Linked DNA regions of Homo sapiens: region 2 is linked to region 1. Evidence: read pairs that join two places in POLR2A ChIA-PET (ENCODE). Cell type or tissue: A673. All regions are shown on one strand. Each heading gives the region's core, and the rest is flanking DNA. Links, peaks and the distances in the headings are about the cores only. Region 1 holds the start of LINC02457 (long intergenic non-protein coding RNA 2457). Region 2 has its middle 47 kb from the start of LINC03088.

Region 1 (8,541 bases), core at 78-8,077:
GCATGGGAATCACTTGAACCTGGGAGGCAGAGGTTACAGTGAGCCGAGATCGCACCACCACACTCCAGCCTGGGTGACAGAGTGAGACTCTGTCTCAAAAAAAGAAAAGAAAAATGATCCCTTTACAGGGTATATTCATTTCCTTAGGCTGCCATGACAAATGAACACAAACTAGGTGGCTTAAAAAAACAGACATTTATTTTGTCATAGTTCTGGGGGCCAGAAGTGCAAAGTCAAGGAGTTAGCTGGGTCATGCTCCCTGTGAAGGCTCTTGGTGAAGATCCTTCCTTGCCTCTTCCAGCCACTGGTGGCCCCAAGATGTTCCTTGGCTTGTGGCTCCTTCTCTCCAATCCCTGACTGCATCTTCACATGGGTGTGTCAAATCTCTCTCTATCTTTTTCTCATAAAAGGCACTTGTCATTGGATTTAGGGATCCAGGGTGATTGATATGGTTTGGCTCTGTGTCCCTGCAAAAATCTCATCTTAAACTATAATCCCCTTAATCCCCACGTGTTGAGGGAGGGACCTGGTGGCAGGTGATTGGGTCATAGGGGTGGTTTCCCTTATGCTGTTCTCGTGATAGTGAGTGAGTTCTGACAAGATCTGATGGTTATATAAGTGTTTGACAGTTCCTCCTTTATGTACTCTCTCTCACCTGCTGCCATGTAAGACGTGCCTGCTTCCCCTTCCACCACGATTGTAAGTTTCCCGAGGCCTCCGCAGCCACGCAGAACTGTGAGTCAATTAAACCTCTTTTCGTTATGAATTACCCAGTCTTGGGCAGTTCTTTATAGCAGTGTCACAACAGACAAATACAATGATCTCACCTCAGGATCCTTAATTATATTGCAAAGACCCTATTTCCAAAAGAGGTCACATTCACAGGTGCCAGGTGTTCAGATGTGTATGTAAGTTAGTGGCGGAGGGGGGCATTGGGTCACCATTCAACCCCATTGCACAGGGACAGAAATCTTGCATATCTTGTTGATCTCAATCCCATGCATAAGCACAGTGCTAGGCACATGAGAGGCACTCAATGAGTATATGTTGCATGGATGAAGAATCTAGACAGGGCTGTAATGGAGAGGAGATTGGTTATCATTAGCACCCTGGTCTACAACTGAGCTGCCCATTTTTCAGCCCTAGCACACTGTGTTTAAATCCCAGTGAGACTCAAGGATTAGGCACTAGAGGAGGCAGCGTGCTGACACAAGGAAGAGTTTCAGACTTGGGGTCAGAGGACTTGCATGCTAGGTTTGGTTCTTGGCTGAATTGCTGAAACTGTCCAAGCCTCAGTAGCAAAACATGGGTGTTAACTACTCCCCACAGGATTGCCATTCAAGTTAAATGATATAGCACCTAGACAGCCCCTGATCCACACTAGGTACTCAGCAAATGCTGATTATGTTGCAATTATGTCATGATTTCATTCGACTCACTTTATATTTGTTCTCAGTTTTATTTCCAGTACCTAGCTGAATCGTTGACTGGTGTGATTCCAAAAGCTTGTGTAGGCTTTCCTTTGTGTCACAAGGAAATGTACAGCACCCTATAAAAGTGGCTCATAGAACAGGTTAAATAAATCATGGTACGTCTATATGCTGGAATGCTATGCAGCCCAGATCAAACGAAAGCTCTCTCTGCACTCCTCTGAAATGGTCTCCAAAAGATATTAACAAACAGAAAGAACAAAGAGGCATAACAGCATGTAGAAGATGCTATCATTTGTTAAACAAAAGGGGATATGCACTTACATTACATGTTTTATAGCATCAAATTCTTCTGGAAGCTTATCCAAGAGGCAAGTGATGGTGGTTTCTTCTAGTGAAGGAACTCAGGGGGCCTAGAGTCAGACAGTGAAGGAGATGTATGCTCTTTTTTATCTTATTTATTTTCACTGTACACTTTCTTGCAATGCTTGAAATTTTTCCACATATACATATATTACCTATTCAAATAAAGACACGCTGAATATACATACACTAAATTTTTTTTTTGGCCAGGTGCGGTGGCTCACATCTGTAATCCCAGCACTTTGGGAGGCCAAGGCTGGTGGATCACTTGAGGCCAGGAGTTCGAGACCAGCCCACCCAATGTGGTGAAACCCTGTCTCTACTGAAAATACAAAAATTAGCCGGGCGAGGTGGTGAGCACCTGTAATCTCAGCTACTCTGGAGGCAGAAAGGCACGAGCGAGAATTGCTTGAGCCTGGGAGGCAGAGGTTGCAGTGAGCCGAGAACGTGCCACTGCACTCCAGCCTGGGTGACAGAGAGAGACCCTGTCTCAAAAAAAAAAAAAAAAAGAACAAAAAGAGAACTAGCTGTTTCTCTCTCTCTCTCTCTGTAGTGTGAGGATACAACTGGGAACTAAAGCTGGAAGATGCCAGACATTCAGCAGGGAGTTCCCTCATCAGCAGCTGGCTAACTGGGGAACTGAAAGTCACAAGGCGCTCGTTTCTGATAACTCCATGAAAATTCACTCTGGGTCAGAAATCAATCTTTGGAGTTCTGAACATGCAGCTTTTCTCATGGGCCTTTTGGAGAACAATCAGCTACTCAGCCATCAGAGCCTTTTTTGCTGGATGGCAGGCAGGAACTGACAGCAAACCATCGTCTCTACAACACGCAGAAGATCAGCACCAAGTCTCCATTCTCCGAAAACATGTGTCCATGCAGCTCTCCCAGGGGAGGTCTGCGCTGCAGTGGAAGGCCCCAGGAGCGTGGGAGCCAGCTCATCGCATGAAGGAAACACAGAGTTGTACCTCCAGGTATCTAATTTGGAGCTGAGACCTATTCCTCTTTTGGCAGAGGACACTATTTCTTTTTTTTTTTTTTTTTTTTTTTTGAGATGGAGTCTTGCTCTGTCGCCCAGGCTGGAGTGCAGTGGCGCGATCTCGGCCCACTGCAAGCTCCGCCTCCCAGGTTCACGCCATTCTCCTGCCTCAGCCTCCCAAGTAGCTGGGACTGCAGGCACCCGCCACCATGCCCGGCTAATTTTTTTGTATTTTTAGTAGAGACGGGGTTTCACCATGTTAGCCAGGATGGTTTCGATCTCCTGACCTCATGATCCGCCCACCTCAGCCTCCCAGAGTGCTGGGATTACAGGTGTGAGCCACGGCGCCCGGCCCAGGACACTAGATCTTTATCCCAGGCTTGTTCTGTGGGACAGTTTGTGAGTTCCAGCATCGGCTGGTTCGTGAGAGGCAGCACTTGATGTGCAATGTCCCCTTTTGCCTCTCCTCCCATGCTACCAAAAGCAGCTGGTTCAGTGGCCACTGCCATCTTCCCTTGTCCCTGAGCTTTGGAGATGACTGTGTTTCCTAACCTCTCCTGCAGATGCCAGGCGGAGCGGCGACGTGACGCACGGTGGACGAGGAGCCAGGATGCCCAGCTCTGCTACCAACACAGAGTGGGAATTTGCACACCTCACATGGTGTCAGTTTCCAAATGCTGCTGTAATCAATTTCCACAAAGTGGTGGCTTAGAAAAACAGACATGTATTCGCTGACAGTTCTGGAGCCCAGAAGCCTGAAACCAACGTGAGGGTTCTAGGGGAAGATCCTCATTTGCCCCCTCCCAATTTGGTAGTTCTGGGTGTTCCTTGGCTTGTGGACTCATCACTCCAATCTCTGCATCTGTCTTCACATTGCTTTCCCTGCTTCTCTGTGTGTCCATTCTCTGCATGTCTAATTTGTAAGGATATGAGTGATTGCATTTAGGGCCTACTTGGGTTATCCAGGGAGATCCCCTCATCTCAAGAAAATTGATCTAATCATGTCTGCAAAGACCCTTGATCCAGATAACATTCACAGGTTCTAGGGATTTGATTGGGATATCTTTGGGGTGAGGGGGGATATTTTTCAGCCTGCCACACCCACTTCCCTTCTTCTGGCCTCTTCCAGAAAATGATGGCCCCTCTGAGCCCCGAGTTCCCCTTCAGCTTTGAAGTTCTGCAGGTGATCCTCAGACAGCCTAGCCTGCATTGCCAAGTTCACGACAATGTTATCTCAATAGAGTACCTGATATTTTTTCAAAGCACTTTCCCATCTGTTATTTTGCTTCATGCTCCTGATCACCTCTCGGGGCACACAGGGCAATTAATATTAAACCCATTTAATTGATGAAACAACAGAGGCCCAAAAACTCCTAACTCACTTTCTCCTTGAGTTAGTCAGCTAATGGGAACCAGGAGCAGGCCAGGTGGTTTCCCAGGGCATGCTTTTTTTTTTTCTCTCTCTCTTTCATTGTATATAGCCTTTCACCACCACAGGCTTTGTTCTGGAAGCCCAGGAAGGTAGGCAAGTCAAAGCTTGTCATGTAGATCCAAGCCCACCCTGAATCCCTGATTCATATCCCCTGGAGAGTGTGGCAGGAACTTCATTTGCACTCCCTGTGGTCCCAGGTGGCAGGTAAGCTCTCAGTCTCTGGCTGTATACTGTTAGAGACCTCTTCTTCCCGTGGGTAGCTTCCCAAGCAAGGGGGTTTTCCCAAACCTCAAGAACTGCAGGACTATCAGACATTAGCAGAATTAGATCTGCCTGGCCTCCGGGCCAAAAAAAGATTTCAATTGTTTCAGGACAGATTAAATTCAGGACTGGGAATAGGGCAGGGGAGGTCTTTTTTCGCAGTCCCACCTGCCTGTGACTTGCAGATCTGGACGAAGAATTTCCTGTCCTAACTAGGCCTCAGTTTCCCTGAAATAACATCGATTAGGTGGGAGTGGGTGTGGGTCAGTAGGATTTCCTCTTACCCCCAGCCCTTTTCAATCTAATTCAGAAATGAGGATGAAGCCAAGTGTTTGGAGTTCTTGCGAAGAAAGATACAACAGCCACACAAGGTATTATTAACTTTATTACTTGTCAGGAAGAGGTGGGGGAAGCAGTTAAGATTCGGCTAGATGAGAGGTGAGTGTACTGCATTACAATCTCTGGAGGGTGTGGTGGGCATATGAGCTGGAAAGGACCATTATTTATTTACTACTTTTGTTAAGTGCCTGTAATGTGCTGGGTGCTATGCTGGATGTGTGTGTAACACAGACACATAAACCATTCAGGGTCAACCTTGCGTGGGTGGGAGGAGGTTAAAAGCACTTGCATCTTCTTCTCCCTGAAAACAGAAACATCTTCCTCCTTGGCCTACCATGGTGCCAGCAATCTCCAGCATTAGCGATGGCTCCTTGGGGGTAACCTGCAGAAGCTTCTTAACTGGGTTAAGGCATCTTATTACCTTGCAGGAGTAAGGCAATCGCCAGCTCACTGATAGTACACAATGATTTCGCTCATTCCATCCACTCTTGGCCATTGGTGCAGCAGGAAGGGCCTTGGGGTCCTCCAATTTGGACAGTGGGGAGGACTTGGCCCTGGGCTGACAGATTGCTGCTTGGCAGGTTTATGGGAGCCAGGCGTCAGCATGGTGTGACGTGGGGAGGCAAGAGTCAATGCCAATGCAGGCAGCCCCCTCCCACCAAGCAAAGCGGCTTACAGACTTCGGAGAGGAAACAAAACATCTACATGCAAATGTTGAACCAGATTTCAGAGCAAGAGAGCAACTTCAAGAGCCAAGGCAGTTCCAACTACCAGGTGTTTAATACCTTTTCAGCTTGGGTGGATCATGGATCTCTTTGAGAAACTGAGGAGACAGTCTTGGATTCTCTCTCTGTCTCTCTCTCTCTCCCCCACCTCCCCCTCTCTTGCACCTTCTTCTCCCTGCAAACAAAATCAGAGTCCTGCTCTGTCACCCAGGCTGGAGTGCAGTGGTGCCACCTTGGCTGACTGCTAGCCTTGAACTCCTAGGCTCAAGTGATCCTCCTGCCTCAGCCTCCCAAAGTGTTAGAATTACATGCGTGAGCCCCCACACCTGGCCTGGATCCTCTCTTTTGTAGAAAATGCACTTGCATAGCAAACACACACACACATACACACCTCTCACTTTTTTAATGAAATGTCAGGGTGTCTGCTGATGCCTGAAGCACATCCGAGGGCCGCAGTGAGATATTCTTCTTTGGAAGTGCTCAACAACCCTGGGAGGTAGGTGTGGCAGGGTCTCTTTTCATACACCATAAAACAGAGACCCAGAGGCAGCTCGCAACTTGCTCAGGTCATGTATTAGTGAGCATCAGAGGCAGGCCAGGACCCCCAATTGCACAGGTCTAGGAAGCACCATTTCATCCAAGTCTATGTTGCATGCCAAAGAGTGTCACTGACAGAGAACACAGTGAGACCACTGCTACCGCCCTGGAGTTAGGCAGTGCAGCAGCTCTAGAGGACCTCAGCCAGGGTCTTCTGATAACCATTTACAGGCATATATGCAAAAAGCCCCACGGGGTGACAGAGGTAAGGAGTCCTGGAGGGGGATCAGAGAGGGATGCAATTGCCGAAGACTTGGATGCCTAAGCTTGCAAATGGAAGACTATTTCTAAATCATTTATTCATTCCACAGCTTCATAGGTGGAGGTGATTCATAGGTGGTTCCTATGTGAATTTCAGTTCCCCTTCCCCCCGACCTAGAGTAAAATCCACACTCTTATTTATTTATTTATTTATTTTGAGATGGAGTTTCACTCTGTTGCCCAGGCTGGAGTACAGTGGCATCTCGGCTCCCTGCCACGTCTGCCTCCCAGGTTCAAGCAATTCTCCTGCCTCAGCCTCCCAAGTACCTGGGATTACAGGTCACCACCACCGCGCCAAGCTAATTTTTTGATTTATACTAGAGACGGGGTTTCACCAAGTTGGCCAGGATGGTCTCGAACTCCTGACCTCAAGTGATCTGTCCACCTCGGCCTCCCAAAGCGCTGGGATTACAGGCATGAGCCACCGCACCTGGCCAAAATCCACACTCTTCATAGCGATCTCTGTGGCTCAGCAGGGACCCCTCCATGCCTCTCTGTCTCTCCTCTCTCTTGCCACTGCCTTTCTTGTTCATTACACTCCAGCAACCCTGACCTTCTGTCAGTTCCTAGCGCTTGCCAAGCTTTCCCCTCCCCAGGGCCTTTGCACTTGCTGTTCCTCCTGCCTTGGAAGATTCTAGCCCTGGCTGTTCCCAGGGCTGGCTCCGTCTCATCCTTCAGCTCTCATCTTGAATGTCACTTTCTCAGAGAGATCTTCTTTGACTTTATCTAAGAATATCCCTCCACTATTCTCTAGCCATCTGTTTCTTTTTAGCACGTATAACAATCTGTAACTGTTTTATGTCTTAATTTGCTTATGTATTTATTATCTATCTCTCCCTTGATCATAGAAAACATGGTAAAGATTGTAGCTACGGTGTCCTGTTCACCATTCTATCCCTAGCCCCTAGCACGTATTAAGGGTTCAATAATTGCAGACTGAATGACTGAAAGGCATGTTTGGAAGCAGAAGTATTCCTCGGCCACCACTTTATCTTACTTAGTGCAGTAATGCAATCAACATTTGGCTCCTGCTGTGATGCTACCCTGATCTCGGGCTGGTGAAAGCGTGACTCTCCAAGATGAGCCATCCAAGAAACCACATAGAAAAGATCAAGGTCCCATAACTTCAGCTTGGGGAAGCAAGAACAAATGTGGCATTCCTCACTTAAGAAAGAAGAGGCTGTGATGCTTGCTAAAAAAAAAAAAAACTTGTCAACTGGATCCATCATCAAAGGAAACTGCCCCATGGACAGTTTTATGACGTAGTCTGAAGCACAGGAAATGGGCGGCACGGGAGCATCGGGGGACTTTTAGAAGTTGTATTGCTTTCTTAAGAAAATGCTGCTGGCTTCTGGAACTGCAGTTTAATTAAATTCAGTTGGCTGGATACCTTCAAAGGCTGTTCCAGGTCTTCACCAGCCCTCACAGACGCAGGCATCTTCCGAGCAAATGTGTGAGCGAGAGAGCGGTGAAGCAGTCTCTGGCAAGACAAGGCAGGCATTCTCCAATCCTGGATCATCACACCCTGGCATGCGGCAGGGCAGGTGGCCAAGGACCTGAGCGTCCAGATCTTCCTCCACCCACCCCGCCCGGTCTCCATGTGTGACAATGGAGGGGAGACAATGCTGTCTTCATAGAGGTAGTGCAGAGATCAGGGCTATCAGAGGGGCCTGCAAAGGTGCACACAGACCCACTTTGGTCAATTTGTCAGCGGTGAAATCCGATGCAGGTTCTCCCAGGGTGACTCGCTGCCACCCCAGGGATGGAGTCTGCAGGTTTCTAGGGGCTGGTCCCCCAGGGAAGGAAGGTCTGAGGGCCACAGGAGCATTTTGGGAACTTGAGCTCTTCCAAACCAGTCTGTAACACAGAAGACGCTAGAAAGAACACTAACTGGGTCAGAGATGCAGTCCAGACACCATGGGGCATTCTGATTATCTTGATAAGATGTGAGCTCAAACATAGACCCTGTCAGATGAAATGTCTCAGAAAAGGCAATTTTCTGTTCAATCTAACTTTTAATTTAAAAAATAATAATAACAGGCAGGGCATGGTGCTTCACACCTGTGATCCCAGCACTTTGGGAGGCTGAGGTGGGAGGATCACCTGAGGTCAGGAGTTTGAGACCAGCCTGGCCAACATGGTGAAACCTTACCT
Region 2 (8,541 bases), core at 211-8,210, 97 kb after region 1:
AGTGCTGGGATTATAGGTGTGAGTCACTGTACCCGGCCAGGATGATTCTATTCTAAGAAGCTAGGAGAACATTCCAGATACTCCTCCAGAAACTACTCAGACTACCAAGCGGGTCAGCTCAAGAAGAGACCTAAGGCCGGACGTGGTGGCTCCTGCCTGTAATCCCAGCACTTTGGGAGGCCAAGGTAGGCGGATCACTTGAGCTCAGGAGTTCAAGACCAGCCTGGCCAACGTGGAGAAACCCCGTCTCTACTGAAAATACAAAAATTAGCTGGGCATGGTGGCGCACACGTGTAATCCCAGCTACTCGGGAGGCTGGGGCAGGAGAATCACTTGAATCCCAGAGGTGGAGGTGGCAGTGAGCCGAGATGGCGCCACTACACTCCAGCTGGCACAACAGAGCGAGACTTCGTCTCAAAATTTAAAAAATAAAAAGAAGAGAACTAAGGTTTGTCTTCCGTTAAACAAAGGCAGACCTTCTAAGCAAAGGTCTTCTGTGAAAAAGACTTTCTGGAATGTAGAGGGGGAAGGCTTACCCCTGGGGCAGTGAGGATTAAATGAAATAAGACAGGCAAAGTGCTTGGCAGAGGAGTATCAGATGGAAAGTGTTCATTGGTATTATTATTGTTATTATTATTCTATGTTCAAAAAACTGCTCATAGCTCTTCAAGCCTTAGAGGGTGCAAAAAGATGCTGCACAGCACGGCCACTCAGGAGGCAGAGCAACAACATTCCTGACTAGGAGAGTGTAGAGAAGATCAAATTTTGAGCAGAAAAGAACATTCGAGATTATTTGGATCAACCTTTCACTTTACAAGTAAGGAAGTAGGCTGGGCATGGTGCCTCATGCCTGTAATCCCAGCACTTTGGGAGGTCGAGGCAGGAGGACTAGGTGAGTATAGGAATTCGAGACCAGCCTGGACAACATAGCAAGATCCGGTCTCTATAGAAAAACAAAAATCAAGTAAGGAAGTAAAGTGGAAGTACACGGAGGTGGTGTGAAATGACTCGTCCAAGGTCACAGAGAGTGTTAAGGGTGGGCCTGGGGCCAGAGCTCAGGCTTCCTGCCCCACCCAGAGGCTATGTGTTTCCACTGCTTAGTCTGTCACCGAGGGGTGGATGGGAGGGTGGTGCCTCCTCCCTCGGTGTAAACCGGCTCCATGCTCACAGACCTGTTCCAGAGACCTTGCCGGTCAAAAATTCAAGTTCATGTACAGTATTTTTAAGAAATGTTTCCATAGAGATGGACAAATAATTGGAAACAATAATCCAGACAGAAAAGAACCACATTCATTGGAATAGGATGTATATAGCATGAGCTTGGGTGACAGTCCTGCTGACCTGGAGGGATGGTCAGAAAAGCCAGGCTGAGAGCTGGGAGATTCTGGGTTACAAGCTCACATTCCAGGACGGGAGCTTGATATCCTTTTTTTTTTTTTTTTAGATGGGCTCTTGCTCTGTTGACCAGGGTGGGGTACAGTGGTGTGATCATAATTCACTGCCACCTCGAATTCCTGGGCTCAAGCCATCCTCCCACCTCAGCCTCCCGAAGTGCTGGGATTACAGGCATGAGCCACCATGCCCGACAACGGAAATATATACATATATATTTTTGAGACAGAGCCTTGCTCTTTTGCCCAGGCTGGAGTGCAGTGGCGCGATCTCTGCTTACTGCAGCCTCTGCCTCCTGGGTTCAAGTGATTCTCCTGCCTCAGCCTCCCAAGTAGCTGAGATTACAGGCGCGTCACCACACCCACTCTGTTTTTAGTAGAGATGGGGCTTCACCATGTTGACCAGGCTGGTCTCGAACTCCTGGCCTCAAGTGATCTGCCCACCTCGGCCCCTCAAAATGCTGAGATTACAGGTGTGAGCCACCTCCCCCAGTCATGAAATCTTTTCATAGTCCTGTATGCACATCGATAACGCCCAGCCTATGAGTGCCCACTGAACAAGCACAGGCTGAGTCTTTCTGTACACCAGGCCTGGGGGAAGGTGACACAGTGATGACCCCTTTTCTTTCCCCCCCTTTTTTTTCTTTTTTTTTTGAGACAGAGACTCCTTCTGTCACTGCAACCTCTGCCTCCCGGGTTCAAGCAATTCTTGTGCCTCAGCCTCCCGAGTAGCTGGGACTACAAGCATGTGCCACCATGCTTGGATAATTTTTGTACTTTTTTTTTTTTTTTAGTTGAGGCAGGGTTTCACCATATTGGCTAGGCTGGTCTCGAATCCCTGACCTCAAGAGATCAGCCTACCTCAGCCTCCCAAAGTGCTGGGATTACAGGCCTGAGCCACCACACCTGGACTCCTTTTCCTTTTCCGGCTTCTAGAGGCCGCCAGCATTCTTTGGCTCCTGGTTTCTCCCTTGCATCACTCCAACCTCTTGCCTCTGTCCTCATACCTCCTCCTGCTGATGGCAGCACAGGCCCTGCATTTTCTAGCCAAGGGGCCCTTGGAAAGGAACTTAGCATCTCTGAAACTGTGTCCTTATCAGTGAGCTGGAGATGTCAGAGCGCCCACTTCACAGGGTTGATGGGACTGGGTCGAATGGGGTCTGTGTTAACGCTGAGCACTACGTCCTGCACACAATTTTATAATAGTAACGGTGATGATGATCGCCACCACTGTCATCCAACAGTCGTTTCTGTAGCTTGGAGACACAGATGGAGAGGTGACTTCTGCCTGAGGCATTAGGAAAAACTTTTTTTTTTCTTTTTTCTTTTTTTTTTTAGAGAGATACGATCTCTCTTTGTTGCCTAGACTGGAGTGCAGTATTGTGATCACGGCTCACTGCAGCCTCAAACTTCTCAGCTCAGGCGATCCTCCCGCCTCAGCCTCCCGAGTAGCTAGGACTACAGGCATACATAGGAAAAACTGTTTTAGAAGTGATTGCTGAACTGGCCCTGATCAAATGACAGTAAAGGAATGTGACCAATAGACAAGGGGTGTGCTGGACAGAAAAACAAGGACAGCAGAAGGCACGGGTGTTTGTAGAACAGGGAGGTCCCAAGTGGCCCAGAGCAGAAGGTCAGGGTCAGTGCCAGGAGGTGGGATAGATGGCAAAGGGATAGAAAGCTAGGGCTTTGGACTCAGACAGGCTCAAGTTCAAGTCCTGCAGCTCCACATAAGAGCTCTGCAAACTGGAGTACCTCGTTAGCTGCTCCTGCTCTGCCTTTGTGAAACGCTCATGGGAACAGTGCCTACCGCCTAGGCTTGCAGCAATTAAAGGCCGTTCTGATATGGGAGAGGCACAAGAGGCAGCTTGGAAAGGGCTCTGCGGGCCTGGCCAAGGAGTTTGCACTCTGCAGGGTCACGTCTTCGCTTTTCTTCTACTCTTCATCCCGTGTGCTCCATCCTTTTCCCTCAGACAACAGGAAGGCTGAGCACTGACCTTCCTCATCTTACGCCTGTCACTGTTCTCCTGAACTTAAAAATAATAGCTTTTGCCAGGCACAGTGGCTCATGTCTGTAATCCCAGCACTTTGGGAGGCCAAGGTGGGTGGACCACCTGAGGTCAGGAGTTCAAGACCAGCCTGGGCAACATGGTGAAACCCCGTCTCTACTAAAAATATAAAAGTTATCCAGGCATGGTGGTGGGTGCCTGTTATCCCAGCTACTTGGGAGGCTGAGGCAGGAGAATTGCTTGAACTCGGGAGGCAGAGGTTGCAGTGAGCCGAGATCATGCCACTGCACTCCAGCCTGGGCAACAGAGCAAGACTTCATCTCAAATAAATAAATAATTAAATAAACAAAAGAAAAAAGAGAAAGAAAGAAAGAAAAATAATAATAGCTTTCTTCACAGGTGGAAAAAATGTTATGAGACCATTGATCATCTGTAAAATGCGGGTAACAATGGCATTGACCTTATATGGTTGCTTTGAGGATTCACAGACAGAATGTGCAGAAGTGCCTGATGTTATAATGTGGGAGGCTAAAAGCTTAGGATCTGAAGTCAGGGGGACTGAGCCCGAATTGAAGCTATGTCACTTACTAGCTCTGTAAAGCGGGCAAGTGACTTAACCTCTCTGAGTCACAACTCCTTGTTTGTAAAATGAGGATGATAATATCAGCCACAGAGGTTCTTTGGCAAGCATACTAAGAGATCATCTAGGATGCACTCATTAACTATGATGATGATGGTGATGATGATGATGATGTCCTTTCTGTTTACATGTAAGACAAATTAGGCCCAGAGAGGGAAAGTGCCTTGCCCAAGGTCACACAGCAAGTTGGTGGTAATCCATCACACAGGCAGCTTCCTGTAGGATCTGCAGTCCAGGTGAATTCCCGGCATGAGTTCTGGGGACGGGAACCCGAGGCGGTACAAAGCATGCCCTCTCCCTAGGCTGTTTTCCTGTGTGAAGGGCAAGGTAGCATCCCCCACCTGCAGCCTATAAATCCGCACCAGTGGCCACTGCCTCCCAGGACTGTGTGGCTCTGCCTGCTGAGGAATCAGATGGTACCAGCAGACGGTCTCTCCATGCTACTGGAACCTGCATCGCGCCCATCATTTATTTTGGACAAGATGCAAGATGAGATATCAAAGGAATCAGCTGCTGGTCAGAGGAAATAGAAAAGGGGCCAGAACTCTGCCTGGCTCTGCTGGGCACAGAGTAAGCCCCCTCTCCCCTGCAAATCCGAATTAGGCTCCCCAATCTTAATCCAACTTTATTAATTGAAATTAAATCAATTCAAAGATAGAAGAGGCTAACTAGTTTCTTGGTTTCAAGCTTTTTGCTAAATATATATATATATATATATATATACATTTTTAAAAACTGGAGGTATTTATAGAATTAGAGTTCAGATTAGAGAGTTTCAAGTACCAGTTGAGGCCAATGGAAGTAAAGGGTCAGGAGTTCTGGCTCCCCACATTCAAATGAGCCAAGGGATGACCTCAAACACATCAGTTCGGGGTTTTATTTTTCCAACATGCTCTGCTGACTAATTGAGCTTTTCAGACCTCTCTGGAACAGATGCTGGTGTGAATAAAGCCTCCCTTTGCTCGAGGCACAACAGAAACACCCCCTAATGCCCAGCCAACGCGCCCACAAGATTTCAACTATTATTCAGGCCAACAGGAGGTATTGCAATTAAGAGATGATTGTCACCAACCCTCTTTAACAGCAAGCATGTCCAAGACGGAGGCTCCGGGGGAGGGTGGCTCTCGGGGGCCACCATCGTCAGGGTTGGCAGGTTTCCACCCTGGGAGTGAGTGACCAGGTCATGGGTGGATTGACACACAAATATTTTCTTTGGCAGATGGGACACAGTGAAAACAAGGTGAGGAGACCCAGGATAAGAGGTGCCCCTAAGTCTCCCGTCCGTTTCCCTCTCTGTAAAATGGACATCTCCAGAAACCAGCACTCTAAGTTTTAATTTAATTAATTAATTAATTTATTTATTTATTTATTTATGTTTTAGAGACAAGGTCTCACTCTGTTGTTGTCCAGGCTGGAGAGCAGTGGCGCTATCATAGCTCACTGCAGCCTCCAACTCCTGGGCTCAAGGGCTCCTCCTGTCTCAGCCTCCCGAGTAACTGAGACTATAGGTATGTACCACCACACCGGGCTACATTTTTTATTTTTTATAGAGACAGGGTCTCCCTATGTTGCCCAGGCTGGTCTCAAACTCCTGGTTTCAAATGATCCTCCCGCCTCAGTCTCCCAAAATGTCAGAATTACAGGCATGAGCCACCACGCCTGGCCCCTCCCAGTTTTAAAATATTGAAGAGCCCTCAAAGAAAATCAAACCAGCTGTGTCTCAGAGGTATAGGATCCTTCTGGCAGCTTGCAGACTGTAAAGAAGTTCAAAGAAACTCTGGTTGTTCCACTCTGGTTGTGGAAGTCATATTGGTCACTAGGATCTGAAAACATGTAGCTGAGAAGGGCTGAAGGGAATGGCTGAAGACCAGCGGGTGTGAATTGTCTTTCACCAACGGGAACTAGCAACCTTTTGTTCCATCAGTTTTTCATAGGAAAATTAAAAGGTTATCATGGGAAGCCCCCCTCCCCAGCAATCAATTACTATTGTTAGGATGAATAACAATAGACTTGCCCTCCACTTCAGCCTGTCCAGGATTCAGAAGTGCTTTTTGAATGCTAGTCCATTCATCCTCACGGTAACCTTGGAAGCATTCCATTAGGCAAATTCTGTATTACTTTTGCCTCTACAAAATATGTAGTGCCATTCTCTTGATGGAAAAATTAATCAAGCTATGATCTGAAAAGAATAATAATGGGGAGAAAATCCTGGGGGTGGTCTGAACTCACATGGACAGTTTGAATAACTCCAGACTTCAAATGTTGTACCTAGACCTCTGCCGTGGTGGGGAAGTGTTGATTTTGAAGGGTCAGGGCCCAGAAGCACCTTCTGATGGTCTGAGCACCAGGAAGCCTTTAGGTTCACTGAGTTTGCGTCTCCTGAAATAATATTATTTATTATTCTTGGCTGTGCCGCTCACTTACTGAATGACTTTAGGGAATCATTCTAACCTCTCCACTTTCCTCGTTTGTAAATGGGTTAATTATATTTGCCCACCTCACAGAAGTGTTGTGCAGATAAAACAATGAAAGGTGAAACAGAAAGGCCCTTTCCTCATTCAGTGGGCTGCCTGAGAATTCCTAACTCTGCATGCAGTGAAACAGCTAAATGCCTTTACTTACATGGATGGTTATAGTCCTGGCTGGCAATCACCAACTGGCGATTAGCTCTGCAATCAGCAAATTTAGTGCCAGGCTGGGGGGACCTGGGGCGATGCAGGACTGGAGCGCGAGTCCCAACCCTGCCAGTTCCTGGCTGTGTGACCTCGGGTAAGCCACCTAACCTCTCTGAACCCCTGTTTTCTGCTCTACGAACTGGGAAGACCTATACCCATCCCTTTAGGGTTGCTGTAAGGATTCAGTGAAACTCCTGGCATTTAATCGGTGCTTGATAAAGGACGCATATTATGAGGGCCTGTCATTTTCCATCAGGCCTAACAAACTTAATGAAGTGCTTACAAAATGTGCAGTACTTGTACCACTGATGGGAAACAAGAAGAGGGTTTTAGGCAATACGTGGAATTTCTTAGATATATGGAATTAGGGAACATTAGAAGGAGGACATCAAACTTGTGATTTTAACACTGTTAGTGATTAGAATGAGGCTAAGTTGTTAGAACATGAGTTAATTACAAAATTATAGTGAATAAATCATTGTATTGGTGTACATGGATAGGGTAAAAAAAATTTTTTTTGAGACAGGGTCTTGCTCTGTTGCCCCGGCTGGAGGACAGTGGCATGATCTCGGCTCACTGCAACCTCTGTCTCCCGGGTTCAAGCAATTCTCCTGCCTCAGCCTCCCAAGTAGCTGGAATTACAGGTGCCCACCATCACATCCAGCTAATTTTATTTTTTGAGATGAGTCTTGCTTTGTCGCCCAGGCTAGAGTGCAGTGGCATGATCTCTGCTCACTGCAACCTCCGTCTCCTGGGTTCAAGTGATTCTCCTGCCTCAACCTCCCAAGTAGCTGGGATTACAGGCGCCCCCATCACACCCAGCTATTTTTTTTTTTTTTTTTTTTTCAGATATAGTCTTGCCGTGTTGCCCAGACTGGAGTGCAGTGGTATGATCTCGGCTCACTGCACCCTCCTCCTCCTGGGTTCCAGCAGTTCTCCTGCCTCAGCCTCCTGAGTAGCTGGGATTACAGTTGTGTGCCACCACGCCTGACTAATTTTTTTTGTATTTTTAGTAGAGACGGGGTTTCACCACGTTGGCCAGGCTGGTCTTGAACTCCTGACCTCAATTAATCCACCCACCTTGGCCTCCCAAAATGCTGGGATTACAGGTGTGAGCCACTGTGCCTGGCCTTGTTAACAATTTTTAAGTGGTACGTGAAATACCTCAACATTCCCTATGACAGCATATGGAAAAAAGCGCTGGGCTAGTGGCAGATTCTGACCTTAGGTTTTCACATTTATCAGTCATGTGACTGTGACCAGGCCCCTACATCTCTCTGAGCCTCAGTTTCCCATGTATAAAATGGGCTAATAAGACCTAGGAGAGTAAAAATAAGATAATAAAAATGAAAGCCACTGGAAAATTGCAAAAGTATGGTCCAATCTAAGAGGTTCATTGTTATCCCTACTGTGTGGTTTGACAGAAATGATCCATACTTATCCGCCAGCCTATGAGACAATAGCAGGGATGACATTCAAAATCAAGGATGGTTCAATCCCAACTCTGCCAGGCATCAGCCTGTAGCCTTGAGCAGCTTCTTTAAGGTCTCTGAGCCTCCATTTCTTCATCTATAAAAAGGGGTTAGTAATAACACCCTTAGCAATTCAACTCAAAGGGCTAAAATTTTCCTCTAAGGAATGACAAATTGAAGGAAAAGCCCAACAGCCCAAAGAAAAACGGTGTGAAAAGATAGTGTACCCAAAATAAAATACAAATGGCTCTTAAATATGTAAACACATCCTCAGTCTCACTCATAAGAGAAATGCTCATTAAAATCACACTGAGGCAGGGCATGGTGGCTCGTGCCTGTAATCCCAGCACTCTG

Evidence for each region. ChIA-PET counts read pairs that join two places held together with the same protein. Peaks named below come from ENCODE experiments on the same cell type or tissue, not always from the same donor. Only the 100,000 strongest peaks of a DNase experiment are listed, where the experiment ranks them.
Region 2: POLR2A ChIA-PET joins it to region 1 with 12 read pairs; 3 of 35 experiments call an interaction of 5 or more read pairs at or near these places.

Annotation. Positions count from the first base shown.
Region 1 is chr12:116,513,483-116,522,023 of GRCh38, forward strand. LINC02457 (long intergenic non-protein coding RNA 2457) reads left to right here and starts at 2,347. Exons shown (of 3, transcript XR_001749339.3): 1 at 2,347-2,767; 2 at 3,336-4,408; 3 at 4,776-8,432. RefSeq lists enhancers at 4,887-5,387, 5,388-5,888. In A673, for the core only: no CTCF peak of the experiment used is centred there; a DNase peak (open chromatin) is centred at 7,659; H3K27ac peaks cover 399 bases.
Region 2 is chr12:116,610,271-116,618,811 of GRCh38, forward strand. No RefSeq gene overlaps it. Among named protein-coding and RNA genes, the nearest start is that of LINC03088, 47 kb to the right of the region's middle. In A673, for the core only: no CTCF peak of the experiment used is centred there; no DNase peak of the experiment used is centred there.